5 separate regions of the Mus musculus genome follow, and regions 1, 2, 3 and 4 are each linked to region 5. A link is a loop called in an ENCODE intact Hi-C map of the cell type or tissue named here. Cell type or tissue: heart. All regions are shown on one strand. Links, peaks and the distances in the headings refer to the core of each region. The heading gives the core; the rest is flanking DNA. Region 1 overlaps Rgs17 (regulator of G-protein signaling 17). Region 2 holds the start of Cnksr3 (Cnksr family member 3). Region 3 has its middle 110 kb from the start of Rgs17. Region 4 overlaps Ipcef1 (interaction protein for cytohesin exchange factors 1). Region 5 has its middle 97 kb from the start of Ipcef1.

Evidence for each region. Peaks named below come from ENCODE experiments on the same cell type or tissue, not always from the same donor. Only the 100,000 strongest peaks of a DNase experiment are listed, where the experiment ranks them.
Region 1: it touches region 5 in a loop (7-fold over the local background); 3 of 42 quality-filtered maps call a loop at or near these places.
Region 2: a loop joins it to region 5, with 7 times the contacts of the local background. A loop is called at or near these places in 3 of 42 quality-filtered maps.
Region 3: it touches region 5 in a loop (5-fold over the local background); 9 of 42 quality-filtered maps call a loop at or near these places.
Region 4: a loop joins it to region 5, with 7 times the contacts of the local background. A loop is called at or near these places in 29 of 42 quality-filtered maps.

What each region holds. Positions count from the first base shown.
Region 1 is chr10:5,844,227-5,850,333 of GRCm38, reverse strand. The region is part of intron 2 of Rgs17 (regulator of G-protein signaling 17); the gene reads left to right. It also overlaps the pseudogene Gm18902. Among named protein-coding and RNA genes, the nearest start is that of Mtrf1l, 23 kb to the right of the region's middle. In heart, for the core only: a CTCF peak has its summit at 3,187 (motif pointing left); no DNase peak of the experiment used is centred there.
Region 2 is chr10:7,207,957-7,214,063 of GRCm38, reverse strand. It overlaps Cnksr3 (Cnksr family member 3), which reads left to right and starts at 1,827. Exons shown (of 13, transcript NM_172546.2): 1 at 1,827-2,432. The coding sequence starts at 2,381. In heart, for the core only: a CTCF peak has its summit at 2,531; DNase peaks (open chromatin) are centred at 1,243, 1,793 and 2,523; H3K4me3 peaks cover 3,241 bases; H3K27ac peaks cover 2,542 bases.
Region 3 is chr10:6,033,611-6,039,717 of GRCm38, reverse strand. No RefSeq gene overlaps it. Among named protein-coding and RNA genes, the nearest start is that of Rgs17, 110 kb to the right of the region's middle. In heart, for the core only: a CTCF peak has its summit at 3,729; no DNase peak of the experiment used is centred there.
Region 4 is chr10:6,881,826-6,887,817 of GRCm38, reverse strand. It overlaps Ipcef1 (interaction protein for cytohesin exchange factors 1), which reads left to right. Exons shown (of 9, transcript NM_001170800.1): 9 at 1-1,453. It also overlaps a transcript of Oprm1 not described here. Among named protein-coding and RNA genes, the nearest start is that of Ipcef1, 96 kb to the left of the region's middle. In heart, for the core only: a CTCF peak has its summit at 2,194 (motif pointing left); no DNase peak of the experiment used is centred there.
Region 5 is chr10:7,073,929-7,080,035 of GRCm38, reverse strand. No RefSeq gene overlaps it. Among named protein-coding and RNA genes, the nearest start is that of Ipcef1, 97 kb to the right of the region's middle. In heart, for the core only: no CTCF peak of the experiment used is centred there; a DNase peak (open chromatin) is centred at 3,645; H3K27ac peaks cover 342 bases.

The DNA of each region.
Region 1 (6,107 bases), core at 629-5,628, 1.2 Mb after region 5:
CTGCATTTTTTTTCCCCTTTGGTTTTCTGACTAAGTAGAATCTTCTCGAAGGGTGTGCCGCACAGCCAGAAAACCCACAGAGCGTTGCGAATTCCATATTCTACACTCTACAGCCTAACACTATTATTGTTAATCAGGCATGTCCCAAACGTGTCCCCCACTTCCATTCCACAGAAAACCACATTCGTGCTAACTGGAAAGCCCCAGTCTAGGCATGAATGATGACTCAATGCCCCTGCCAAGTCTCAAGCACATTTCTGCTTGTCAGCTGCTAGCAGGTAAGGTTTCCACCGTGCTGATCATGGCAGGAACACTGTGTAAATCACAAGCCTGAGCTGCAGTCTAATGGGTACATTTAAAGAGTAGGATGATTATGCTCACTCCATTTCCATGACAGCGTCTGTTCACTAAGCCAGCATTGATTTTCCCTGCTCAACCCAAGGTACTTGTTTTTCTACAAAAGCATTCACTAACTTCCTTATAAATTGCAAAGAAAATGACAGCGAAGTTGAAGGAGAAGCTCAAAACAGCTTTCCAACCACTCTGAGAATAGAAGAGTCCAATGGTTGGCTTTTATCTTATGATATTGTCTGTAGTTTTGTCCCAGTAATTCTCTTCATTTTGAGGAAAAACAAAGACGTCCTCTTCCTGAAAAGTAAGAAATGTTGACCTTGGCATCACCAGCTTATAACATAGAGGTGCAGTAGAGTTTGATCTGGTCTCACACACGGGGTACTCGTGTCCCACTTCTCAGTGCCTGCAGTGAAGATGTCCCACCCATCCCCAGCAGCCAAGCCCTCCAACTCCAAGAACCCATGAGGCTTCTTTGACATGGACATCGGCGGGGAGCAAGTTGGATGAATTGTTTTAGAATTGTTTACAGATATTGTTCCCAAAGCTGCAGACAATTTTCATGCATTGTGTACAGGAGAAAAAGGAACTGGATCCGTGACCGGGAAGCCTCACCATTTTAAATGATGCCCTTTTCACTGAATTTTTAAGAAATTTATGATTCACGGTGGAGACTTCTCAAATCAGAATGGGACAGGCGGAGAAAGTATTTATGGTGAAAAATTTGAAGATGAAAATTTTCATTATAAGCATGAATGGGGAGGGTTTGCTGAGCATGGCAAATGCAGGTCCCAATATGAGTGGTTCTCAGATCTTTATCACAACAGTTCCGACTCCTCATTTGGATGGGAAACATGTGGTATTTGGTCAGGTCATAAAAGGACTAGGTGTGGCAAGGACGCTTGAAAATGTAGACGTGAATGGTGAAAAACCTGCCAAACTCTGTGTTATTGGAGAATGTGGAGAATTGAAAGAAGGGGACGACTGAGGAATATTCCCCAAAGATGGCTCTGGTGATAGTCATCCAGACTTCCCCGAGGCTGCAGATATAGATTAAAAGGATGTAAATAAAATTTTATTAATATCTGAAGACGTAAAAAAACATTGGAAATACTTTTTTCAAGTCTCAAAACTGGGAGATGGCTATTAAAAATATGCGAAGGTTTTAAGGTACATGGCTAGTTCAAAGGCTGCTATTGAGAAAGCAGATACATCCAGACTGCAACCTATAGCCTTAAGTTGTGTGCTGAATGTAGGTGTTTGTAAGCTGAAGATGTCAGATTGGCAGGAGGCAATTGACAGTTGCTTGGAGGCTCTTGAAATAGACCCTTCAAATACTAAAGCACTATACCGAAAAGCGCAAGGATGGCTAGGATTGAAGGAATATGATCAAGCATTGGCTGATCTTAAGAATGCACAGGAGATAGCCCCAGGAGATAAAGCTATCCAGGCAGAATTGCTTAAAGTCAAACAAATGATAAAGGCACAGAAAGATAAAGAGAAGGCTGAGTATGCAAAACATGTTTGCTTAATAAGGATTAAACTCTCTTTAACTATTATACATTGATTATATAAAGGACAATGGATATTACTGTCTATATGAACCCTGATGTGTTTCCTTTGATCTTTGTCATTGTTTACATAGCAGTGCTGACATAGGTTCCTTATTAATAAAAAGTTAAAAAATAAAAAGAAAAGAAAAAAGAAATGTTGATCTTCTGGCTGAACATCAGCTTAAATAGGTCTAGGTTTTAACCATGAACTTTCTTGTTGAATAAGGTTAGAAATTTGAAAGCTAGTAAGCTTGTCAATGAAACTAAAATACCTGTTTTAGGGTTGGGAATAAAATTTAATACATAGAAAAAAAGGATATTTTTGGAACCTATTTTTAAAAGCATATGTATGTATGTATGCATGCATGGAAGTCAAGAACAAAGAGAGATTGAATCAAGATGGAAAAAATGTATTTTTGTTTTCCATGTATTAAAAGGAAGTAAATGGTTTTTTGTTTCTTTTGTTTTTGTTTCTTCGAGACAGGGTCTCACCATGTAGCTTTGGCTGTGATGGAACTCACTTTGTAGATGAGGCTGGCCTCTGCCTCCCAAGTGCTGGAATTGAAGGCATATGCTGCTATGCCTGGCACGAAGTAAATCTTTCTGCCCAAGCTAAGCTGAAAATGTAGTAATGTAGTAGTAATGTAGAGAATCTACTATCACAATGGCTCTTTCAAAACAGGGGTAGATAGATAGATAGATAGATAGATAGATAGATAGATAGATAGATAGATTATTCTCATACTGATAATGTTAATAAGATCTTGCTAGCATCATTTTTTGTTTTGTTTTGTTTTGTTTTATTCTTCTTGGCGTTGTTTGCTCTTGAGAAAAGGTTTCTCTATGTATTCTTGGCTGTCCTGGAATTCACTCTGAGATCAGGCTGGCCTCGAACTCAGAGATGCACGTTTCTCTGCCTCCCAAATTGAGTGCTGGAACTAAAGGTGTGCACAAGTACACCCAGCAATGTCAGTGGTTTTTAAGATTTTGTTTTCCCAAGTCAAGTGACTGGGGGCCAGAGAGTATTCATTCTCAAAACCCAAAGAGGGAAATAACCGCAGGTTTGCACATAGCTCAAGGTGAAAATCCACTCTCCCATTCCATCTTGATTAGTAAATCCACAGAAAAACTGGACAACTATTGTCAAAGGCCTTGGAAAGGCAGAATTACCAAAATGGGTTACAAGTAAGAAAATGTTTATTTTTCCAAATAAGGATAATTATACTCAGATTTTTTTAGCCTTTCTACTGACTTAGCTTTGTATTTCTAAGGTAACACAGCCATCTAGTGGAGAGAATTTTAATAGCAGATTCTCTTACTGTAGGGATTTAACACTGGTTGAATGCATTCTTATTTCGTTACCTGACATATGATTGTAAAACCCGAATCTTTGTGATGTTGTGTGGTATAATTGGTTGATTTTCTTGAGACCTGGTCTACATAGCCCAGAATGACCTTGAACAAACTTGCTAATAACATTGACTTTCAACCTCTTATTCTCTAGCCTCCATCTCCCCAGTGCTGAGACTACAAACTTGCTCCACCACACGTGGTTTCGAGCAGGTTCATTGAATTGAACTAAAGGATTCATGCATGTTAAGTGCATATTCCTCAACTGCACTACACCCTCAATCCCAACAGAATGCTGTTTTTTCTTTAGCATTTCATTAAACACACTAAAAATATACATTTGTGTTGCCTGAAATTTCCAGACAAAAATTTCACAAACTATTTGGTGCATAGATGCCATTCAAAACCAGGTCATATTACCAAAATCTGGAAACGGTGATATCTGCATTCTAGGTTTGAAACTGACATTTTCTGTGTCCGAAATCAAAGTTATTCCTCCCATAGCTTTAAGATCAGCCCACTTTTGTGACTGATGAAAAAGACAAAAACATCCCAGACAGCTTTTATAACAAGAGGTGGTGGTCATGCTACAAAGCAAAGCTTGCATGAGGCCAGAAGTTAGAGGAGATCAGGCCCAGCCTGCTGCAGTTGTGGGCACTGCACAAGTCAACCTGAGTTTCTGTTTTGTAAATGAAGTGGTGCTGGTTAGTAATTTAGTCCCTATTACCCAAGGAGGGTGGTACCTTTCTGGAGTTTTGCCATTGAAATGGATTAAGTTTGTGCATTTTAATGATTCCTCGCATGTATGTTACATAAGTATATCATCTGCTACTCCCACATCACCACGGCTACTGCAAAGGTTTTGAGCTGTTTACCACTCTCTTCTAGTGACATTTCTAAGGACTAATTGTTTTCTTACAACGATCGACCATCTTCCAAGTGGACTGTGTACTGGCTCTGATAATGAGTGAGGAAACCCATCGTTGGCTTCAGACGTTTCTCTTCCGAGACAATCCACAGTGTTCTCTACAAACAGTCCACCATCCACAGACAGCGCCCACTGTCCTTATTCTCTGAAATGGACTAAACACATTTCCTCCCTCTTCATCTTACCAGGCTCTAATCTCCACACTTGCTTTGCTAACTCTAGCCTGAGTTGTTGATGTTTCCCCTCCCTAGAGTGTTTAGACTTTGATCAAGATTCCCAGAGTGAACACTGGATGTGTGTCATTGTCTTTGTGTCTTAGATTGGAAGATAGGAATGTTCACTTAAAATGTTACCTACCTACCTTTACTCCCAACACTGGAGGCAGAAGCAGGCTGATCTCTGTGAGTTCAAGACTAGCCTGGTCTACAGAGAGAATTCCTGAGAAATCCTGCAGAGGATTTCTGAGAAATTCTCTCTCAGAAAAGAAAAGAGAAAAGAAAAGAAAGAAAGTTATATAGTTACCTAGGTTGAAAGTAGAAAGACAACAACAACGTGCTTAAGGAGGGATCAGTTGATTCTGGCTCCCAAGATGCAGTCCATCATGGAAGGGAAATTAAGACATCAGGAGTGTGGAGCAGATGATCATATCACATCCACAGTCAAGAAGAAGCAATGAATGTGTCTTAGTGTTCAACTCACTTTCCCCATTTTATATAATCTACAATCCCCTGCCCAAAAGTAGTCCCACCTACAATCAAGACAGGTCTCCCTATCCCAACTAATATAACCAATATAACCCACCCCCCACAGGCAAGCCTAGGGTCCCATCTCCCCAGTGGTTCTAAATTCTGTCAAATTAACATTATGACAATTGACAACATGATGACATATATCATTTGAGAACTCACAACTCTTATGTTTGGCGCCTTCACTTTCAACCTTTCAAACACATAGAGTGCTTGAGATGTTGAGAGTCAATAGGAGTTGTAACTTATTACCATCAAAACCAGCTCTAAGCCTGGGGATCCTTGGAAAAGCGCCAAGAAAAAGTGGTTGCGGTTGGGTCCGGATCCCATCAGGCAGGCAGACCTTGCTCATTTTCTCCACCTCAGTTTCTAGGTATGATTGCTCCCTCCTCATCTTTTTCTCTTCTCTCCTTTCCCCCTTCTCTCTGTCAGGGGTGCACATATGTGTGCATCCTTGTTTGCATGACAGAGGACTTGCATGTATGAACACTAAAAGCCCAAGATTGATGTCAGATGTCTAAGTTTCCAACTTACTCTTTGAGACAGACCCTCTCAATCAATCCCAGAGCTCACCCATTTGGCTAGTTTTGCTAGCCAGCTGCCTCTGGGGATCCTTGTCCTATTTTCTGAGGCCACCACTGCTTAATTTCAATTTTTTTATTGGAGGGTGACTGTGCTCAATAGTAAATTAAGAACGGCACCCGTGGTGAACAGTTAAGCATTTACTGAATGGCTGTCATAACTAGTTTTAGTCCAAATGTGTGCCCATATTTTACCATCTGTAGAAACGAGAGATGTAAACACAATCCAATATTTTATACTGATGGCTCTAATATGGTAGCATTTGTGATGTTTGTAAACATCACAGGAACAGACACGGGAGCCAGATTTTATGCTCAGAATTGTGTGAATCATGCCCGCGGACTCCAGATTTATTGCTCTACAGCAGAGGCACAGAGGGAAGGGAGTTCAGGTTGCCTGAGATGAGAGGTAACATCGGTTGCTTGTGGTACATTCTCTAGGACACTGAGTGGAAATGAGTGACTTCCTATTGCAGTAAGAGCTTTTGTAAAAGTTACAAAGGGTGCATTTGATTGGATTGATTCTTTGAATAGTTTTTTCGTTTCCACTTGGTTGATTTCAGCCCTGAGTTTGCTTATTTCCTGCTGTCTACTCCTC
Region 2 (6,107 bases), core at 653-5,652, 130 kb before region 5:
AAACTGGCAAGTGTATAACTGATCGCTTTTGCATATACACCAATTTCCATAGCTGCTTATCTAAAAATCCCTCCTCTTTGATGTGCCAAACTTTCTATGTAAAGTTTACATCTGGGCTGGCAGTCAGCACACCCTAGAACTTTCACAGGCTAACAGCTATAATTAAGGTAGAAGGCCTTATTTACATAGCAATTAGCCTGCAGGACTGGAGGAGTAAACATGTTGCTAATTCATTTAGATAGTTAATTGGTCAGAGATTTTTAACTTGGCTTTCTTTGCATATTCTGCTTATGCGCCGAGTATAGATTGTGTTATCTGTGGGATGAAATTCAGCAAACTGGACTCTGGAACTCCAGCTTTTAATGCAACAGATGCAAAGGAACAAGAGAACATTGTCAAACATCAAGGAAAATTCTACAGCGAAAGCATTTGATAGCATTTGCTCCTCTTTGTGATTCCAGGGGTTATGCAGCCAGATTCATCGTCTTTCAACTTCGTTACTACTGTGTCCCCTTTGGAAGGCAGCACTGTTTATAGATGAATTACTTGCTTGGTCATCTAATCATATAGCTATTTTCGAAACTGTAGGCACAGTTCCCACTGTGCAGAGGTCAAGATGGTTAAGGAAAGACAGATGTCAAAGATCATTTCTTAAAAAGAGGGCAGCTACTCTACCAGGAATTTTCTCATGGCCGGTGTCAAGTTTCTGGGTTGGGTAATTACTCTTGGTTAAAAAAAAAAAATCGCTATTTTTGATAGTTGTACCTCTCCATTGCATAGACGAATTGCTCAGGAAGGCTAAGACAGTGTGTACGCTGTACACCCAAAACACTCACTATACAACAGATAGCTGGGTGCTAGCAGTGATTCTCACGTGTAATAGAGAGCAGCTATCCTAACAGAGGAAATATGAACGCAGTGGTTGGTGCAGGGAAAGCAACTGCGGGTATTTACTGAATCAATAAACACTAGCCACTCCCTTACTTCAGAAGATAAGTAGTTGGAAGGGGAAGATCAGATCCAGCTCAATATACCCCAATAACAAGCAGCTTCCTCCTTGGATAGGGTTAATAGTTGCTCAGGGGAAGATGGAAATCAATAACTATAATTGAAAGAAGACTTCACTAGGGCCAAAAGAGTGTCTGCATGTGTGTGGGAGGGAGGTAAACACCGGTTATAGGGTTTTCCCCAGACCCGCGCTCTGCTTCCAAATTGAGGCTTGTAGTACAGAAAGGGCTTTCCTCTCCCTGTCAGAGGCTGAACTAGGCAAGGTTCTCTCTTTTTTTCTTTTCTTTTTTGGCTCGCTGACAACTTTCGCCTCAGGGTTAATGACTAATCTGAATCGAGCGTTAGGTCATTTTGAAAATATGACTATTACATTATGTCAAAACACAACTCAAAGAGCTGCCATTCTGGTGTTATTAAACCGAAGAGTTGATACACTGTAGCGGCCTTGGAGCAGTGGCACACCGCCATCCATTTGTCCAAAACACACACAACTGGCCTACTTTAGGAAACTTAAAAGGCTGAATAGCTAAGGCGAGATTGCGACTCGAAGCTTTTAAAAACGAGAACAGACACATCTCAAACCAACACACAAAGACAAAAAAACCTGTTTACAGGATTCAGCTGCCACTAAGCTGGGACCTCTTCGGAGCCAAGCGGCTCTCCAGGACTCAGGCTGCAGCTCCAGCCCACCCCTTGAAGAGGAAAAGTAGATCCCTGGCGTCCGGAGCTGGGACGTAGGAGGGAAAGAAACCGGAGTCTACGTCATCGCGGCCCCGCCCCTCTCACGTGTTGCTCCCGCTCCGCCCCGCCCCCTCTCTTATTCCGGCAGCGCCGAGCGGAGCAGAAACTTTGCAACCCGAGCGCGCACGCTCCGCTTTTTTCCTCCGCCCGGGCGGCCCGCGACGGTGGCGCAGGAGGTGGGACCCACTGGCGGGAAGGCTCGAGGCGGGGGCGCACGCGGAGTGGGGACCTCGGGGACGGACACCGCTCGCAGGAGCCGCGGAGGGCCAGCCGACCTAGAAGTTCCCGGCCAGAAGAGTCCCACGCCAGGGCAGCCCCGGCCTGGGGTTTGAGGTTGCAACCTGCTCCCGCTGCTGCGGTGGTTGCGGAGAAGCAGCTGTAGCAGAGAGCGGCGTCGGGGGAACTGCATCTGGACAGCGGTAGCTGCGGGGAGCAGCCGTACGGGACATAGCTGTCCCGTGCGCAGAGACCCAGGGCCGCGCTTCCCTCGCAGAAACCGCAGCGCGATGGCCCGCTGACTGCGGCCATGCAGGCTTGAGCGGACTCCCGGCACACGCAGGGGACAACCACGGGCGCAGGCTGCAGGACTCCTGTCGATTGCCTAGCCCAGCGGACAGCGAAGCTGCTTACCATGGAGCCCGTGACCAAGTGGAGCCCCAAACAAGTGGTGGACTGGACTAGAGGTGAGCGAGCCGTGGAGGACCCCCGCGCCCTACAGCCGGGGAGATGGGGCGGGCCAAGAGTTGGGCACTGGAGTGCTCTGCCCCTCCTGCCGGCGACAAAGCAAACTTCTACTGAGCGGCTTGTGCGTCTCTTTCTGGTGCGCCTGCTCCGATCGGTTTCTTTCGGTGGGGGTGCGCGTTGACTGCAGCCGACTGGACACCTATATTTAAGTCAGGGAGCTATGGGATGGCCTTTCCGTGGAAGATTGGCTGGGAATGTGGGGCTTGGGATTTGGCGCCAGGGCACTCTCTCTGCCAGTTCGGGTACGGTGGACTTGCTGCCTGTAGCCAAGCGCAGAGGCACAAGGCGTCTTTGTGTGGGTGACTGCCCCTGGCCCTGGATCTAGTAAAGGCTGCGGGCCCAGAGCAGTTCGCGGGCGTGACCTGGCAGTTGGGCAGGTAGACGAAGGCTCCTGCGGCCAGCCCAGCCTGTTTGTTTGGGTTGGAGAGGGCGAACGGGCTTTCGCGCCTGCGAGGACCCTAGCGCCAGGACTCCCGCAGAGGCAGGGACTCAGCTCTGGAGGCGCCAGGACCCCCAAGGGCGCAGCGTTTTGAGGCCAGTTAAGCACTGAGAGGGAGCCGAGTGTCTGGACTACAGTCTGGTTCTGTACAGTACTCGGGAAGAGGAAACTCAGTGGGTGCTGGACGGTGTAGCAGGAGTGGAAGGGTCCCTGTTACTTTATCTTGTCTCTCCCGTGATTGCTAGGGATAGTTGCTAGAGTTACTCAGCTCTCTTTGACCTCTTTCAATAGTACAAAGTTTACCGAAATCAACCAGTGGAATCTCAGGGGTCCCACCTCCTCACTTCAACATCTGTTTCAAGTTATCCACCCCTGCTCCCAAACCCCCATTGGTCTTCCAGGTGAAGACTTGGCTAAGCACTCTCTCTCCCTTTGTTTTTGTTCGTCTCAGTAGACGTGAGTAGTCAGTGATGCTGGTGTGTTCAGATTATCTTTCAAGCTGCCCTACCCGTCTGTGACAATGGAAACCCCATCCTGTCATTTCTCAAGCCAGTGTCTTATATAGGTCACTGGAAAGGGGCTGTCCAGGTAGTGAAGAGTCTGGTGTATGTCTGATTATCCCTGGCTTCTGGAGGAAAACACAGAATACTGTCTTAGGAAGTAGGTTTTTTCTATCGGCCAGACTTTTCCAGGACTCTCAAAGTAAAGCCATGGGAAAAAGGATGACTACATAGGCCTGAGTGACTCTGGCTGAGTGAGCAGTAAAACATGGTTAGCAGCAGTAGACTTAAGTTATTTTAAGCCCCTTCCCTTAACTTGAAGTGTAACTTGTACTGAAGACGGTACCAGGTGCTCCAGCTAGCTTGCTGAGAGGAAGCAGATGGCTTGCTTGACTACCATGGAGGGGTCCTCAGAGCCTGCTGAGCCAGTAGCTACATTTACTCTCAAGTCCTTGACATGTGGCTGATTGTTATTGCCAGGTACTAGGTATGCAATGCACAGGGTGTCTGGAGACTCAGTGTGAAGAAGGAGTAGAAAATATTAACGATTTTCCTACTTATTACATATCGATGAGATGGTATTTTGAATAAAATATACTACTAAAATTAACTCCAACTGTTTACTTTTTATTTTCTGAATTAGGGCTTCTACGTTTAGTGGTAACATGGCTCAGGCTTATGGCTCATATTCTATCTTTGTTTATGGTACTGTTCTAGTCTCATGAAGAGGTGTCAGAGGATCACGCTGGCTTTCCTGTGGCTCTGCCAGACTTGATAAGGTAACAGAAAAATGGTTAACAGGCACACAGGAGAGAGAGAGAGGCCCTCTCTCCCCTTTGTTTTTTCCTTCATTTCTCTTAGAAGGGAGAAAAATGTTAATTCTCATCCTATTATTGTCATTGATTTAAAAGGAAGAAATGTTAAAACACATTTTGGGGTACCTTTGGCTTTAAGGCTTGGTTGAGGATACTTTCATCTAGGAAAACTCTTGTGCTGCCCTGAACGAGCAGTCGTGGTGGTCGAGCTCAGGACCCCGGATGTTCACTCATTTTAGGTTACATACTGTGATGGCAACATCCAAGATTGGCCTGGATGCTTTGCATTAGAATCTTTAAATACATACATACATACAAGAAGTAGGTAAGTTAAAAGGTGGAAATTATTTGTGTTTCGATCTCCAAATAAATAAATAAGTGTACTTGCTGAACTCTTGAATGGAAGAGGCCATGTTCTTCCAGCTTTCATGACTTATTACGTGAAGGTTTCTTGCTATCATGCTGCATGGGTACTGACCTTGTAATAAGTGGTTGACAGTTGTCTGCTTCGCGGGTTGTTTTTAGCTGTCTCTGCTAGTCTCTCAGCATGGCTCCCACTTTGTAAACTACATCCCCAGGAAAAGCAGCTTGTCCTACACATGTCACCCTTGCCGTTCTGTGACTGTCAGTGTGGCAGTGAGGAGCACTGTCAAAAGCACCAGCTATAATCAGCCACATCTATAGACCGTGCTTATGTCAATATTACAGAGCCATGTCCAGAATGCATGCACGGTGCTGGGTAAACACAACCCATCTGGCTTTTATTATTAACTTTTGGCTACATCATCGAGGGCTTTACCATGACATGAATAGGTGCCTAGTAAATATTAACAGTCTCAGGCACAGAGTTGGGTATTAGGTAAGCATCGGCTCATTTTAATATGTACTATCACCTCTGAGGCAGGAACCGCTATCTCATTCGCCACTTGAGAAAATCAAGGCATGGAGATGCTCAGCCGCTTGGTGAACAGTGTTTGACCAAGGTGCTTAGATGCTGTTTTATACATTTTCCCAGGATTTTCTTCCCAGGGCAATGCGCAGAACACACCAAGAACCTTTGGCACACTTAGGAGTAGGCCCACAGTGTCCTCATGATGTAATTTATTAATATCCTGTGCTGGTGGAGGAGCCATCAGCATACAAGTATGTTATTCTACATGGTCTCAGAAAGAAAACATGAGATGACAGGTATCCTATTTCATTGTACCTGTCCAGCCAAACAACTTGGCTAAAGTTTTTTGTTTTTGTTTTTTTTTTTAAACAAATTTTACAACATGTAGAGGCAGCCCCACAACAGAAAGCCAGTGGGCTAAGCAACTGTGAGTTTTAGTTTTCTCTTGTATAAGAGTGAGGTTGGGCAGCCCAGGAGTTTTTGTCATCCTGGCCTCAATGTGATGTATATGTGGTATAGCATGTGCTGTGGTCCTTCAACATGGACGACTGTTCTATCCCAGGTTCTTCCTGCATCAGGCTGGGAAAACAGGCTTAGTATCAAACCCAGTGACAGCTCAGACTCTTTAGAAAGTTCCCTGTGAGGGGTTGGGGCGATGGCTCAGTGGTTAAGAGCACTGGCTGTTCTTCCAGAGGACTAGGGGTCAGTTTCCAGCACCCACATGGCAGCTCACAACTGTCTGTAACTCTAGGGAATCCAATACCTCACACAGACATACATACATACATACAGACAGACAGACATACCTGCAGGCAAAACACCAATGCACATTAAGAAAAAAAAAGTTCCCTGTGAAATCTATTCTGGTCTCTCTTAGTTATCAGAATGGTCCCATGACCACTTAGGCTGGAGAGGACGGTGATTGCCTTTTGTGTACATATGTGGTGCTGGGAATTGAGCCTAGGGTC
Region 3 (6,107 bases), core at 733-5,732, 1.0 Mb after region 5:
TGGGCACTGCTGGCGACACTGACACTGATGTGCGACACATTTTCATTTGCAAACTCTCCAAAGCAACATTACAGATGTATGAAATGAAAAAGAAGGTGATGGTCATAATGCTGATGATGGAGACGATGATGGTGGAGATGGTGGAGATGATGGAAATGGTGATGGTGGAGATGATGGAGATGGTGAGGATATTGATGGATCGAGAAAGAAGAAAGTGGTGATGGTGATAAGGAGGACGATGATAAGGATGACATAAAACATCAACAGTGTTGTATTTCAATTATTTGTCCCTTTTAGTTCTAACATTTTGACTGTGGGCAAGCTACACTAAATGTAGCTTGGCCTAACAGACAGAAACCTTATCCATTCTTATAAGAGACTGGAATTAGGGGACATTTTGAGCTTTGTGCAAACTTGTCATCAATATGTGTATTTATTTCAGACTTGTTACTGGCTCTCAGAATAAAGGACTCCAGCTCATCTGGGGGGCCAGCTGCTGAGCCCTCCATCACCAGTATTTCCTGTTTTTCAGGTGCTCCCCCTGAGTCACAGCATTCAAGCCTTCGCTCCCCCATCTATGAAGCCAACCATCATCCGCCTAGAGCATGTACCTGTTTTTGAATTGGGATCCTGAGTGCAAATGTGCAAGACCCTTACACTCAATCATTCCTTTTCCACTTCTCTCTTCACAGATCACATCTGCAGCTCTTGTTTTCTGATGTCATGATGTTCTTAGAGTTTACAACGTTCTCAGAGCTCTGAGAACCAAATGCCTCAAACATGTGTCAATAAGCCTCCTGTTTTAGTATAAAAGATTCAAGGTAAGTATAGACCTTTATATATTCATGTTCTGGGAGAGGAATAAATTACCTGGATAGTTTCAGATCACTAAATGATTACATAAAACAGCAGTATGAAATAAAATTTGACAGTATGTGTGTGTGTGTCTCTGTCACAGCTTCAGAAATTAACTCCTTAGTCGCTGCATTGTAAAAGCAACTGTCTCACAGCCTGAAAGGGTGGGCTGATTCATACCATTGAGAATAAGCTCATGTAATGCATCCACTAAAGCTTTTTTGTTCAGCTTTCTGTTTGCATTCACAAGAATAACCATAAATTGACGGGGTATATATCCTGGAGTTTCCAAACACTTCTCATTTAAAAAAAAAAATCCTTGCTCCCAAACATCAGTTTAATAATTTTAAAAAGAATGCTAAACCGGGCATGGTGGCGCATGCCTCTAATCCTAGCACTCAGGAGGCAGAGGCAGGTAGATTTCTGAGTTCAAGGCCAGCCTGGTCTACAAAGTGAGTTCCAGGACAGCCAGGACTACACAGAGAAACCCTGACTCAAAAAACAAAAAACAAACAAACAAAAGAATGCTATTTCAATGTTTTTGGTAAAAATTATTTTAAGTCTCATTAAACATTATCTTATAAATTTTGCCAATGAGTTATGTGTCTGTAAAGTTTTCATCTTAAAAACGAAGATCAGGGGAATAGATTTAGAACCTCCCCTCCTTATCAAGTACCAAAGCCGTCATGTTAATCTATGACAAGTCAGTCACCGTCATCTTAATCTATAACTAGTCAGTCAGCATGGCTGCCTTTGACCTTTCCTTCAAACTTTAAAGAAGCACGTGTTATTTAACAATTTTCTTACCTTGCACTATGTCTCCTGTAAACACAGAGGGAGATGCCAACATTTGATGAACTAACTAACTTTTAGATCATTATTGATAAATGTGTGTACATTTTTGGGAGATTAAATTGATTTTACCTTATTGTAACTTTTTTCAATAATTTATTTAATTATTCACTTTACATCCTGATGGAAGTCCCCCTCTGTCCTCTCCTCCCAGTCCCACCCTTTCAAATCCCTCCCCTATTAGCCCTTCCCTTTCCCTCAGAGAAGGGGAAGACCCTCATGGTTACCACCCAACCTAGGATATCAAGTTGCAGCAGGACTAAGTGCATCCTCTCCCCCTGAGGCCCAACCAGCTAGGAGAAGGAGGTCCAGTGGCAGGCAACAGAGTCAGAGACACTCCCACTCCAATAGTCAGGGGATCCACAGGAAGACCAAACTGCACATCTGCTACAAATGTGCTGGGGGCCTAGGTCCAGCGCCTGTGTGTGTAAATGTATAAGCAGTAGGTTTAGTAGTAATGAGTATAAAATACTTCTTCAACAATAGCCTAAAATATTTCATCTCAGAGATATAAATTTCTATTGAAAGCTCTTGATTTGTATCTCTTCCTGATAGGTCATTTCAATAGACCTCAATACCTAGCTCCATCTCACAAATCCATCTTATTTGTCTGGTGAACAAAAAATATGCTAATGTGTTTCTCTGTGTTCTTTGATTGCCTTTGAGACAGAGCCATGCTATCTAGCACACTGGCTTGAAACATACTTGGAACATACTAAAGTGGCCTCATACTCAGGATCTACCTGCCTCAGACTTCCAAGTGCCCGTATCCCACACATAAACCACAACATATGGCGAATTAAATTTTTTCAAAGTTTCTTGTCAAAGTTGTTGTTCTTCGAAAAGATTTTCTGGGAGGGAGGATAACAGTGCTTCAGGATATGTTTAGGGAGTGGAAGGGACATAGAGTTTGGCTTCTGCATCAAAAATAGACACAAAGGCAACTGTTGGAGAACCTTCTGTTTTACAGCTATTTGAAAGATTCACACTAGGTATTTTGGCACATGCTTATAGTTTCAGCATAAAAGAGGCAAAATGAGGGGAAAGAATAGAGGGGATCCGGGAGGGAGGGAGGGAGGGAGAGAGGGAGAAGGGAGCCAACACTCCACTCTCAGCACACTATACATAAATTACTGTTCACGAGTCCATCTCTGTTATTGTTATTGGATGGTTTCCACTGATAAGTAACTTGGTTACAGAGTTTAAGAAACCCAAAGGGCAGGATGAGCCCTTGCAGCATCCATCAGCATCCACATTCAGCAGCTCTCAAGCTTTTACCATTATATCCCTGGAGGCAAGCAAAAGGTACATGTACTGACTGCTTGTGCTGTGTGAGGGTTTCATGTCATTTACAGGACAAATGCTCTTTGCTTTTGTTATCTTGCATGCATCTGATGGAATGCAATTATGGAATTTAAGCCTTGTGATTATTTCTTCCCACTGAACATTTTTGATCCAAACTGTAACAGTGACCAGCATCTCATGTTCTGAGACATGGCCTGGTACAAGACAGTTTACCTTTTCTTAAAATAAAATATGATCGTGATCATACAATCACATAATCACAATCTTCTATTTTCATTGTTTTCTAAGGAAATAGAGATGTCTCTCCATCACACTCGGTCTGCTCCTTCCAGTTCTTAAGAATTCCTGCTCCACAGCCGGAAGTCCCTGACTTTCGTAAGCTATTTATGGCCAGCAATTAATTCAAGCAAAAGCAAAGAATTGTTTCCTCCCTCCCTTACCGGCCGCAGCCACTAATCTTACCACGAAAAATAGGAAGAAAAGTAAAGAGTCCTTCGCCTCACCTCATGAAGTTCCCTCCCAGATACACAAAGAAACTAAATCATGCCCTTATGTAAACGTCATCTAAGGTCGAATGCGGCTGCAGTTTGTCCATCTGCCATGTCCTGGGTTGTACAGGAGGTTCAGAGCATGCTGAGCTCAGAGCAGGCTGGCAACACCTGGGCTGGCAAAGGGACAACGAACTACGGTGCATTAGCGCCTCCTGGTGCTGCTGCCGAGAAGTGCAGCTGCAGAATTCGCACCCCTTCTGCGAGGAAGGTGCACTGATCTCCCTTCCGTGAATAAATTTGTTTCGCATTGCGCAACGGCACGTTAATTTATTGTGGAAAGAAGATAAAGTCTTAATAAAGGCTTTTGAAACGACCTCATTGTATGTCTAGTCAATGTTCGTGGCATGCCGTTGAGGAAGGGATTTTTAAGATTGTGTATAAAATGCTCTAATAATGTAGTCCATGAATAAATGCGGAGATCACAGCTAATTATTTAGAGAATTCTCTCACGTTTTTGTTTTATTATAAACATCACACACACAATGAAGAGCTCGAAGTGATTATAACGGCTTCATTCCATTTCAAATTATTTGTTTGCATAAACTAACTCAAATTCCACAGATAACAGTCTCAGAAAACCAGTTCTAAAAAATAAAATACAGAAATAGAAATTAACAGAAAAGAGCTTGGTTTGTCTTTCCAGAAGATCATTAAGTGCCTGTCTGATGCTTTATAAGCCATGGGTAAACATCAGGAGAAACGACCTAAACCACGGTACTGCCAGGGCTGAACCCCCAATAAGTGAGGCTGTACCCTTATATTAACACCCTAGAAAGCCTGCATTTCTCTATCACCCATGTCTCCTCAGGACCATTCTGCTGTCAAAATTAAAGGGAGATAGATACAAATTGCAAGCAACTCAATTTCTTCTGGAAGACATTTTAGAACATTTTAAATGTTCCTTACTGTAAAAATGGCTCAAGCCTGAATCTCACGGGGGGGGGGGGGGGGGGGACGGACTTAACGCCAGCTGCTCTGTCTAGAATCTGGTCATTAATAAGTTTCAGAACTGTGGACTATGTTAATATATCTCACATTTGGCAAATGTGATTCGTTCTCATTCACATGTGAAATAGATGTGTTAAGACCTCATCCTCATCGCTGTGCACAGGAAGTTCTTCCTTAAGTACCTCTGATATGGATTCCTGTGTGCTGGGGGAAGGTGTGTTAACGTACAAACAGGCAGTGCTGGGCACGGGACCCAGGGCCTCCTGTGTGGGAGGCGAGCCCAATCCAAGTCCCTTTCATGTGCAATTGAAATTTAAATTGAATTTTAAAGTGTTCTAAATTCAATTTGAAGGTGAGCAAAAAGCTTACACAATGACTTGGAACGGTACGAACAGGAGGGTGGCCATGAATTCAAGGCCAGCTAGTAGGTATGATATACTCCAGGCCAGGCCGAACTACAGGCTGACTCAAAACAGGAAAAACTAGCAGACAAAGGTTTCTTTGTGTGGAACTTAAAACTCTATATGATTATCTGTTTTGTCTTGTTTTGGTTTGGTTTGGTTTTTTAGGTTTTTTTAAAAACTTATTCACTTTATGTCCAGATCACAGTCCCCCACTCTCCTCACAGCCTCTCCTACAGCCCCTCCCTCACCTCCTTCTCCCCTGAGAAGAGGGAGCTCTCCCTCAGGTATCACCACGCTCTGGCACTTCAAGTCACTGCAGAACAAGGTGCATCCTCTCCCACTGTGGTCAGACAAAGCAGTCCACTTCAGGGGAACAGGACTCACGGACAGGCAACAGAGTCAGAGACAGCCCTCACTCTGGTTGTTGGGGGACCCACATGAAGAACAAGCTGCACATCTGCTACATGTGCAGGAGGCCTAGATCCAGCCTGTGCTTGCTCTGTAGTTGGTGGCTCAGTCTCTGGGAGAACCCAGGGGTCAAGGTTAGCTGACTCTATGGGTCTTCCTGTGGGGTTCCTTTTCCCTTCAGGTCCCTCAACCCTTTCCCTAGCTCTTCCATAAGACTCCTAGAACTCCATCTAATGTTTGACTATGAGTGTCTGCAGCTGTTTCAATCAGCTCCTGGGTGTAGCTCTCCGAGAACAGGTACGCTAAGTTCCTGTAGGCAAGCATAACAGAGTATCATCAGTAGTGTCAGGGATTTGGTTCTTGCCTGTGGGATGGTTCTGTTGGGCCATTCCCTCAGTCTCTGATGTATCGTTGTCCCTGCACATCTTGCAGGCAGGACACAATTTGGGTCGAAGGTTTTGTGGGTGGGTTGCTGTCCTTATCCCTCCACTTGGGGTCCTGCCTGGCTACCGGAGGTGGTCACTTCAGGCTGCATATCCCCCACTGTTAGGAGTCTTAGCTAGAGTCACCTCCATAGACTCCCTGGGGCCTCCACTCCCTCCCAGCCCCTGCCTCCAGTCTCTGGCACTTCCTAGAGATGCCCTCTGGGGCCACTTTCCCTTCTCTCCAGAGCCCAGATCTGATCCCACTCCTACTCCATTCCCTTCCCAGTCCTCTTCCCAATTCTCTCCCCTATCCACCCTCAAAGTCTGTTATTTCTTCTGAGTACCAAGCATCCTTAAGC
Region 4 (5,992 bases), core at 1-5,000, 190 kb after region 5:
AGAAACCATGAGGAGCTATCCCTTGGCCTCAAGTCTCTTCTCTGGTTCAAGAGATTTGGGAACTATAGATCTCTCCTAGTTAATGGCTGGGAAATGGACTATAGGTAGTGTGAGCCCAGGGGAGACTCTTGACTGTGCCTCTGGAATGTACCAGAGCACCCATCTCAGGACACTGGTGGTGGATCTTTGAGCACGAATCTTTTAGAACCCATGGCACTGGTTAAGGATGAGGCTTCTCTGGGGACTTTTGGGGAGGCAGGGCTGAAGGAGGACTCTTTCTTTCTGATCTGAAGACCCAGATGAGAGCCTGGCAGAGGACCCTCACTAGTTGAGAAGTTGCTAACACACATATGTCGCACGTTTTTCTGTTGTTTGCAAGATGTCTGTCATTTATAAGAGTTCTTAGCTTTCCCTATCGCTTTAATCTGAGGTTAAATTCAGAGTCCCAGAAAGATGCTGGAGCGAACAGTTGCAGGATTCCAACAGGCCAAGAAAGAGGTCAGGTTTGGAGTCATATTTTCAGTGTGAACCCATGCCTTATATTTGCATAGCTCTTTGAAGTTTGCTAACTGTATGTTCCAAACCCCCTTCCCTGCGTCCTACCACCCCATAGGCTAATCGGGATGATTGTGAACTATGGGTGTAATGAAATGCCTGGCTCAAAGCCCCAAGTGGTACAGCCGGAATCTGAGTTTGAATTTCAGGTCTGTCAGCCCCTCTGCAGAGGAGGAATGCTTGTCTCCGCTTAGCCTGCTGGGGGATCAAATGGTCTGACTTGGCCCCTGTGTCTATTACTCTGGGTTCTGCACACCTGGCTCCTGCGGCTTCTGCTGAACCCCCAGAGGCACTGCTGTGAGCAGTGTCTCCCGAAAGGTCCCGCTGCCTTGCCACTGGGTTTTCTGAGAACTGGAGCTTGGCCTGATTGTTGTTTCTTTTAGTCCGTTCTATAAAACACACTATGTTAGCACTGTGAGGACTTTAAAGCTAAAGGATACAAGTCTTTTAAAGAGCTGGAAAATGCTCATTTTTCTAATTTTTCCTTTTGAGATGCGAACTGTCCTGTCAGGTATCAGAGACTTAGGGATTAGAAATGAGCCACGGATTTGTGATGAGGCTCATTCCCTCAGGGAGGGTTCAGACCACATAGTCACACAGAGGGAACAAAGGAAAAGAAAAATAGTTTTCAGTCTTTTGAGGAGAGGTACTCTGCCGATGTAAGCCATATTTAACTTTACGGACACAGGCTGCTTGTAAAAAGAGAAAGACAATATTTTGGAACAGCGATACAAATGATCTAGGTACAAAGAGTGACTGTTCAAATGTCACATTATATTGAAGCGGTACTCAGCCCAAATGCAGGTTTAGAATGTAGTTCTGCTTCCCACTAACAGAATAGGATACACAAAGAAGATTTCCAATCTCTTTTCCATCAAACATTTCTGTATACTTACCCACAAAAGAAATTCAATCCAAGATGTAGGTTACTGCCAGCTTAAGGTTTTGTCATCCATAATAGTAAATTCCCCTCAAATTAGATTTTCTAATCTCTGTGAAATGGATGGGTCAAAGGGATGTTCCATTCACAGGAAAAAAACCTTCTCAATCACACCATATCACATGGAGCACAGGAAATCAGACCCTGCATTTAAAAAGAAACTTCTCCATTTCCTTCGTTGTAAAGAAACTTAGTTGCTCTGTATTGATGTCTCTTTAGCTTTAGTCCAAAGGGAAGCATGCCCCATGGAGACATTTAACACCCTGTAATAGAAACCATGGTTTAAGTCACACATGTTCTGCTGTTGCATGATGGGGATGGGGTTCAACAATGTATGGTATGGGGCAAGATGTTACTGTGGGGTTGATACCTTATCTGTCATTGTGCTTTTGGTTATTGTCATCTCTCTGTTTTGAGGAAACTGAAAACCGAGGCATGCCTCATTTCCCCTGTTCCCTGTTCCCCAGGATGACTTGTAAGATAAAGATGAAATGCAAACTGTCTAGTAAAATGGTATGGAAAAAAAATACACTACTTGTGTTCATTTTCTGCCTTCCATTATTTCTTCCTCCTTGAAGACTAAAATAAACAACCCCAAACCAGACAAACCACCACCCACAAAACAGTATGAAAACACTAACCTGTAGCTGAGTTTTTGATCTTCAACAAGGATTATTTCGCCCTCTGGTGGTCAAAATGAAGATAACAGATTTCAGAATTGTGATTTTTAAAAGATAACTTTATACTGGGACTTATTTCTACACTAACCTTTGTGGTCTTTCTCAATGTCTCTCATTTTACAGACTTACTGTAAAATAACATGATTATTTTAAAATGTGTCAAAGGTCTGCAAAATTTGACTTGTCTATTTCATTAACATTATTGGTTACCTACATTGTTTAGAGAATTATTTTTTTTGAAATGCAGATTAAGAGTTAGAACCAAGCTGGACAGTGGTGGCACACACCTTTATTCCCAGCACTTGGGAGACAGAGACAGGTGGATTTCTGAGAGGCCAGTCTGGTCTACAGAGTAAGTTCCAGGACAGCCAGGGTTACACAGAGAAACCCTGTCTCAAAAACCAAACCAAAACAAAACAAAAAAAGAAAAAAAGAGTTAGAACCTGCCACGGACTGGCCCCAGTCAGTCTCTCTCAATCCATGGGAAATTAGGGTTCCAGATAGATGGGCATGGAGTTGGTGATAAAAAAGGTGATAAACGGACATAGACACAAGGGAGTGCTGTATCTGGATGTATTTTCTCAAGTGAGCACCAGTCTTATAATACAGACGAATGTTAAAGAACATAAAGAATCTGCATTGGTTAGTAACAATGTGGATGATAGTATCCTAGAATAGTGGCAAAGGCCAGAAGGCCACACTTAACAATCTAAGCAAGAGCCAGAATTAGTGTAATGGCAACTAGTTTGGAAACAGTGGCCAGGGTCAAGGCTATCACCAATTGTAGTCTTGATCAAGAAATTGCCAGTATAATAAGGTATGCCGAGATAAGGAACTCTAGTCATCAGGCTGATGATATAAAGAATAAGATTAGATACATGACTTCAGAGAATGAGAGCTAAGTATTTAGGTTCAGGGGGTGGGGCAAGTCAGGATCTATCACTCAAAAGTAAAGGGACAGTGACTGTGCCTTGCTTTTCTGCCAGCAAGAAGCATGCATTGTGCTTGGTGAGGCCTGTAGAAGCTTTCAAGGCAGCAGATCTATATGGAAGAGTTTTCTGACTTCCTTACATGATGTGAAAGTATTCTACTTTTGGACAAGAATGAGTTGTGTGGCAGGAGCAAGCTGTGCATGTGTCACATCTTACACTAGGAGAGATGTACACAGTACAGAAGGCCACAGCATGGATTCACTGGAAATCAATCTTAATACAAGATCCATAGTACAGATTCCAAAGGCTCTGAGTGAGGCCACAACATCAAGAAAGAGTGGGTAAAAAATGCTTCTGGCATGCCATTTAACCCCGGCAGAGTGTCCAGTCAGGGGCACAGGTAACTTTGTAGCCAGAACTAACTCTCAAGATGTAGGTACTACTAGACAGCCATTTGAGGTAGCTCAGAAGCACTCCATTATAAAGTGGAAATGATACATTCAATATTGGTTTAAATACCTGTCTTAGTTAGGGTTTCTATTGCTGTGATGAACCACCACGACCATAAGAAGCAAGTTGGGGAAGAAAGAGTTTATTCTGCTTACAGTTCCATATCACTACTTATCATTGAAGGAAGTCAGGACAGGAACTCAAAGAAGGCAGGAACCTGGAGGCAAGGGCTGTTGCAGAGGTCATGGGAGGGTGCTTCTTACTGGCGTGCTCCCCATAGCATGCATGTCCTGCTTTCTTAAAGAACTTGTGACACTAGCCCGGGGTGGCACCACCCACAATGGACTGGGCCCTTCACCACTGATTGCTAATTGAGAAAATGCCTTATAACTGGATGTCATGGAGGCATCTCCTCACCTGAGGCTCCTTATCCCTGATGATTCTAGCTTGTGTCAACTTGACATCAATCCAGCCAGTGTAGTACCTAAGGGGGCGCAAGGAAACTGAAAAGGTGACCCCAACATCTCTGTCAATTTCCACTCCAGCACACTCACCTCTAAGTCGGCCCACATGCATCTCATGGGGCCATTTCTCATTGTTTGGCAGAGGACAAAAATGCTTAAGCTTAATTTGTTAATGGTTGGTTCACTATATGATGGATGAGTATTGTCTTATAGCCTTACCTATGGGTGACTTTGTAAGTCAGTGGTAGAAGAAAAGCTCCCAGCCTGGGGAAGGCATGCCTTATGTACCACAACTGACCATCCATTCTGTGTGGAGAAAGCATGGCCCAAGGGACATGGAGTTCTACAGGGAGACACCTGAGGATGAAGCTCTGGCAGCATAGCCATATATAAGGACCTAATCCCTGTGTTTACATTTTACTATCCATAAGATGGTGTGCATTTCTGGAGAAGCACTGAGCACTCAAGGGCTCAGAAGGAGACGACTGCCTTGGGGATTGTGCATTATGATCATGAACAGAGAGAAGCCTCGGCAGCAGAGGTAGAGGCTACCATGCATGTCCCCAAGAATGTACATGCTAGCTGAGGCTGAAAACTACTACAGCTGCAAAGCCTTGTCTGCATGTAACAAAAGAACAAAAGCACGTGAGTTCCAACAAGGTATATTATTTATCTTGGCAGTGTTTTAGCCTGGTTATAAGTGACATGTAGGACATGTAGAAACTCACCTGTGGATGAGTTCTTCCTTCTTACTGTGCCTAAGTCAGTACAACTGTTCAAAGGCTTACATTGTGACTGGTCCACACATGGTAGTCCATACAATATGCTTAGGATAAGCACCCACGGGATGGTAAGGAAATGAAACATACAGTGTGTATCTGCCTATGGGAACCAGGCACATTCCATACTGTAGGCTTAGTGTTTTAAAAAATCTAAAAAGGGTTATCAAACACTTTGACTGCTACATCCACTCCAGTAGTGACCTGCCTGACAGGCCGAAAAGCCTGGATGCGGTCCTGAGGTGGAAAGTTCACGGAAACTTAGTCTCCTGGAACCATGGCATCCTGTATAACGAATGATCCAATGTTCTTGCTTTAGTCGGTAAACAGATCTGTGTGCTTTCCCTTAATATTGCTTTATTATAAGTGCCTCTAAGGATTGATTTTGACATATAGCTAAGTTACATTCCTCACCAGTCCTAGGCAGTCCTTGAGCTGACCATGGGCTTTGAATTCAGTAAGAATGTTGCCTATTCAGTGACATTCAGATTTGCCTCTAGTATTGTAAGAGAGATAGTGAAAGAAATCAGGCATTACTATTTACTACATAGAGTTAGAAATCTCAGGGCAAGTTACTCCCCATATGCAAGAATTTACCATTATCTAGGAAGAAGGAAGGTTTTGGTCTAAGGAGGAACCAGAGTAGATACTTGGAACTATAGATAGCTGAGTTACACCCATACACAGGAATTTACAATGGCCTAGGGGGAAGGTAGACTACACAATAGACTAGAATGGGAACTATGTCAAGGGCACAAAGCCCTTGCCCCTGACTTCTAAGATTAAGCTGACCTTAGGTGGGGCTGCTTTCGATCCCAGTTGTTAACATTGAATTTTATCCCAGTTGGGTGCTGTTAGCTTTTTGTACACATTCCTCTGTTTTGTGTAAATGTCACTTATAAGATGTATGCTCACTTTGAGAAAAGTCACATTCAGATCCACACTCCCTTTTGTCTTGTCTGTTTGTCATCTCCTTCTCGCCAACTCCTTGCCCATCTGTAACAGGAACCCGAGTTTCGCCAGTGGATCGAGGACACAAGTTAGGTTCTTCTGTGGCATTTGACCCTCCCTTCTAGCCCACTGTCCAAAGATAGGGGAGAAAAGATGGTGAATAGAACAAGGGGATGTGGATCTGTTTAGAAGTAGTCCTTTGGGGGCAATTCTAATCTCCATTCTCAGGATACCAGCAGTC
Region 5 (6,107 bases), core at 674-5,673:
TATGAGAGTGCTCCCCCACCCATCCACCCACTCCCCCCTTCCAGCCCTGGCATTCCCTTACACTGGGGCATCGAACCCCTCAGGCCCAAGGGCCATTCCTCCCACTGATGTCCAACAAGGCCATCCTCTGCACATAGACGGCCAGAGCCCTGGGTCCTTTGATGTGTACTCTTTGGTTGATGGTTCAGTCTCTGGGAACTCCAAGCGGGCAGGGGCCTCTGGACTGTTGACATTGTTGCTCCCTCCACGGGGCTGCAAACCCCCTAAGCTCCTTTAGTCCCTTTTCCAACTCCTCCATCAGGGACCCTGCATTCAGTCCAATGGTTGGTTGTGAGCTTCTGCCTCTGTATTTGTCAGGCTCTGGCAGATCCTCTCAGGAGACAGCCATACAGACTTCTGTCAGCAAGCACTTCCAATTCCCATCATACACAATAGCGTCCAGGTTTGGTGACTGTATATGGGATGGATTCCCAGGTGGGGCAGTCTCCAGATGGCCTTTCCTTCAGTCTCTGCTCCACAGTTTGTCTCTATATCTCCTTCTGTATTTTGTTCCCCCTTCTAAGAAGCTCTGAAGCATCCACACTTTTGTCTTCCTTCTTGAGCTATATGTTGTCTGTGAATTGTATCTTGGGTAATCAGAGCTTTTTGGCTAATATTCAGTTATCAGTGAGTGCATACCCTGTGTGTTCTTTTGTGACTGGGTTACCTCACTCAGGATGATATTTTCAAGTTCCATCCATTTGCCTGTGAATTTCATGAAGTCATTGTTTTTAATAACTAAATAGTATTCCGTTGTGTAAATGTACCACATTTTCTGTATCCATTCCTCTGTTGAGGGACATCTGGGTTCTTTCCAGCTTCTGTCTATTATAAATAAGGCTGCTATGAACATAGTGGAGCATGTGTCCTTATTACAAGTTGGAGCATCTTCTGGATATATGTCCAGGAGTAGTATAACTGGGTCCAAGGCAACTCTTATAAAGGAAAACATTTAATTGGGGCTGGCTTACAGTTTCAGAGATTCAGTCCATTATCATCAAGGTGTGCATGGAAGTGTGCATGCAGGCATTATGCTAGAGGAGCCAAAAGTTTTACATCTTGTTCCACAGGTAGCAGTAGACTGGGTTTCACACTGAACATACCCTGAGCATAGGAGACCTCAAATCCCACCCCATACAGTGACAATACTTCCTTTAACAAGGCCTTACCTACCCCAACAAGGCCACACCTACTCCAACAAAGGCCATACCTCCTAATAGTGCCACTTCATGTGGGCCAAGCATTCAAACACATGACTCTATGGGGACCAAACCTATTCAAATCACCACAGTTCCCATGGAGCCTGATTGACAGTTCTGGCTTTGCCACCAAATACTATGCAGTAGTGAAAATACTTGATCTTGGTTTGCATTTTCCATCTCGTAATAATGCACTATCATGGGCCAAGAGGGCAGCTAAGTGTGGTCTGCAATTTCAGCTTCAAGGGATCTGAACACCCCCCCCCCTTTTCTTGGCCTTTGTGGGCTCCTGCATGCATGTGGTACACACAAATTTACACGGGCATACACACACACACAGACAAAAAATATTATATAAATAGATCTTTTAAAACGAGGGACTGTTCCAGGGGAATGGGAACACTTGAAAGATTAAAGTATACATATAAATAGTTTATAACACAGAAACCTAGCCTTCTGAAACATTCATGAAATGTTTAAAAATGTTGAATCAGATCTTTGCACAGTGGAAAAAAATGCAGAGAGGGCCAGAGAGAAGGGTCAGTGGGTAAGAACACTGTTACTTTTACAGAGGACCTGGCTTCTCTTTCTAGCACCATATGCTGGCTCACAATGGCCCAGAGCTCTAGCTTCAAGTGACCTGAGACCTTCTTTTGACCTCCATGGTCTCCTGCATGCACATGATACAATACACACACACACACACAAACTCACATACATACAGTCACACACACAGGCACACTAGCATACACATAAATAAGTAATTCTTAAAATAACACGTCAATCTCTTTTGCCAAGAGTAAGTTTTATAGGCTGCATTGTCCAACTATAAGGGAAGTAGAAATGAATGGCAGAGATATAAATAATAATTAAAAAGTTAAAATGCTCTAAAATTAGAAAAGAAAAAAATGAAATAAAACCCCTCCCAAATAAAGCATAATTCTAATATTTGTTTAACAGCATTTTTATCTTATCCTCTGGTTTGCAAGGATCCAAGGCTGCTGTGAAGTACCTCCGATGAGGCAGATGGCCTCACAATATGATCTGGAACATGAGCAGAAACAGCCTTGGGATGGATGGGGTGGATGGCTCTTTCTGTCAGGGACATCTGCTCTCTGGTCCTCTTTCTTCTGCCCCTGAAACAGGCACAGAGAATGCAGCCAGACTAATGTCGACACACAACGTGCTGGTATTTCTTATCTCAAAGGAAGACATTTATTTTCCAGCTTTCTGTGTGATTTGCTGGGGATAAGTCTAAATCCTTACAGCCAGGAGACCCAGCGTTGAAGCAAAATGGAATGTGTGTGACCCCTGTGCGGGCTTTACCCTAGACTGGAGAGAACGGGATCGTGAATCAGCATAAGCATTTACTGGCTGGATCAGGGCACAGAACATACTGCTTTATTCAAACCCACCATGGCATAGAGGTACATTTATAACAGTAAATGACGATTAAATATGGTTAAAATGCAAAAGTAAGTTTTATTTCTTAAAGACACAATCTTTTTTTAAAATTTATTCCTCTCTCACATATTACATCCCAACAGTTGTTTCCCCTCCCTCCTCCCTCCTCCCTCCTCCCTCCTCCCTCCTCCCTCCCTCCTCTCTCCTCTCTCTTCCCCTCCTCCGCACCTCCCCCATCCACTCCTCCTCCATTTCAAACAAGGGCAGTCCTCCCAGGGATATGAAACAAACGCAGCATATCAAGTTGCAATACGATTAGGCACCTCCCATCTTATGGCTGGAGAAGGCGAAGGGTCCCAAAAGCAGACAGAAGAATCAGAGCCAGCCCCTGCTCCCACTGTTAGGAGTCCCACAAGACGAGCAAACTAAACAACCATAACATATACAGAGGCCTAGGTCAGATCCATGTAGGCTCCTTGGTGGCCCGCTCAGTCTCTATGAGCCCCTGTGCGCCTTGATTAGGTGAGTCTGCAGGTTTTCGTGTGGTTTCCTTAGCTCCTTCAGTTCTTCCTCTCCCTCCTCAGCAAGATTCCCCAACTCTGCCTAATGTTTGGCTGTGGGTCTCTGTATCTGTTTGCATCAATTGCTGGATGAAACCTCTCTGGTGATGATTATGCTAGGCTCCTGGTCAAGACACAATCTTAAGTTACCTTGGCAACAACTCTATATATCATCGCATCTCCTTTGATGTCCGGCAAACAAGGCATTGTGTTAAAATATCAAGTTGAAAAAGGAAGGAGGAAATAATTTCTGTGGTGTCGCTCCCAAATAGTTTGGCATCTTTTTTCCTTAGTTCTTGCTTTGGCATGAAAGTCCTGGTAATCACTCGGAACCCAGCTTTTTACTGAGGCAGTGTGGGCCGGGGTGTAATTTCTAACATTCCGTAGGCATCTGCAACAGTAACAGGATACAGGAAAGAAAGGCGCTCCGGAGTCTTCTGTTGGCTGGAGCCACTGTCAGCACTTGGTGTCTGCCACTTGGTGGCGGTAATGGGCTCAGGCCAGGCTGAGGCGGTTCTGAGTCACTTTCCTGATTTACCTTCTGCAGCTCAGAACTCTGTGATAACAAATACAATTCACACACTATTTTGCATGATTTAATTGACCACACTAGCAGAAATTCTTAAAAGACAGACACAAGCAACAGACGAAATTCTCTCAGAAAACCACCCTTCTCCTGTTAGTCACAATGATTGGCTATCCCTGTTGATAGGAGGCTTTTGGTTTTTCAGATCAATATCTCATATTGCCAAATATTTCAGTAAATATTTCTTGGGCTCCATAGTCATCTTTTGGGAACCAAAAAAAATATCAGCAGTTGAAGAGACCACAAGAGGTGGCTGGAGTATTCATGTGGAAGCAGGAGACTGGCTGGGGACTGAGTGTAATTCTGCTAGAATCAGGGTCTGCAGGGCCAAGATGGCAAAGCCATGGTGACTCACCTGTGAGGCAGTGGGGATCTGGGTGGGAGATCTAGGGTAGGCTCTGCCTCAGCTATGTTCATGCCATTAATGGAATGGGCTTCTGGAGGACATGAGGTTTTCCCACATTCTGGAGCCTGATGGGACCCAACGACTCACAGATTATATAAGCAGGCATGTGTGTTACAAACTATTTGAACTGTGGGGAGGGGAAGAAAAGATCTACCTCAGTAGATTGTGGGTCGGCTGAAAAAAACGTCCCCTCTAATCTGTGACTGCGTTACTTCACACAGGAGCAGAGATGTTATAGATATAGGAGCCAAATGAAAGATGCTGAATTACAGGGACTGTCTTGATTTAATCAAGTGCATCCAATGTCATCACAAGGACCTCCTAAGGCAGAGGCAGGGAGTCAGAGGGAGGGGCCACGTGACAGTGGAGCAGGGTGCATTCGTGTGCGTGCGTGAGTGTGTGTGTGTGTGTGTGTGTAGTCAGAGAAGGGATCACGTGACAGTTGATTGGGGTGGGATGTGGAGGGTAGGGGGTAGGAGTAGTGGGTGAGGAAGTAAGGGGGTGGGGAGGTGGAGGTGGTATAGCTATGGGAGAAGAGGACAGAGTAATACAGAACAATGGGTAGGGAGTGCAGTCAATTCTAGAAACTGGTCAAGCAAGAACATGGACACCTTTAGTATCTCCTTTACATGGTGCACAGGGCTGCCAACCCATTAGAGATTTCAACGTTCATCAGTGTAAGATAATAAATCTGGTGTTTTGAAACACCAAGGTTGTGTCAGCGGGGAACTACAGGCATCCTCTTATGTTCGTTATTCAATGTCCTCCCTCCCTTCATCTTCTCTTTGTGTTCCCCCACAGTCTTTACAGACTGTAGCTGTGAGCTCTCCCATAAACCAGACACTAACCCTGGCTTCTTGCACTTCACAGTGAGGCAGAACTATCACCAGGCAACTGCCTTAGGTTTCAGCACAGTGAATTTCTAGACCTGTGGAGACGGAAGCAGCACCAAGCCATGTTTTAGTTTCTATTGACTACCACAGTGACTGGAGCTGTTAGTAACATCTTGAGAATCAACAATTAATTTATACCGGAGGTGTCACTGTGGAAATATATTTTAAGGCATTTCTAGTACCTGCTTTTGTACTCTTTTTCCCATAGGTATTTGATTGCTGTGCAGTTCCTACTTGGGTCTTCATACCTTGCCTGCATCATGATCTGTATTTATGGATGCCTGGAATTACCATAGGGCTCAACGTGTAGAAGCCGCCGGAGTCTAGGCCTCATTCTGGACCAGATCAACTGTAGGCACACATTTTTTGTAGCCTACTTTTAATGTGTTTTTTAGTGGAAGAGAAAAGTTATTCGGCTATGGGGGAAGTGGACCTGTTCAGCAATAGTTCTTTGAGGGGTGAGCTTGATCTCCTTTGGGAGTAGTTTAGTCTCATAGCAAACATCAAATATGACTCAGCAGTTGCAGACCAGTCCTCTAGGCAGACAGATACCACATAAACCAGCAGCTATAGTCCTTTGGGTAGGCAGACACTAGGCAGGAACTAACAGCTATATTTTAATATTGAGGAAACCGACAGGCTCACCAACAGGCCTGAGGCAAGGCTGTTGAAGTGGCAAGCTGCCACAGGAACCTCATGAGTGTGCTTGGGCCTGTTTTTCCTCAATGGTGGTGTTACCACAAGTTGCGCTCAATAAGGCTATGTAAGGTGAACCAATACATGACTGTCATTAGGGAAGAGTAGTGAGGTGGAGCAAACCAAACCAAGACTCATCTCCCCATGTTTGTGGGGTCATATTTATACTCCTTCATCACAGGTCCTTTCACGTGTCTGCTATATCAAAACATCCTTTCACCTGTGTCCGCCTCAGGAAAACATTCGTTCCTGTGTCTGTCCAGTAACACGTCTTTTCTCCTGTGTCTGCTTTGGGAGAACATCCTTTTATGTCTCTGCTTTAGC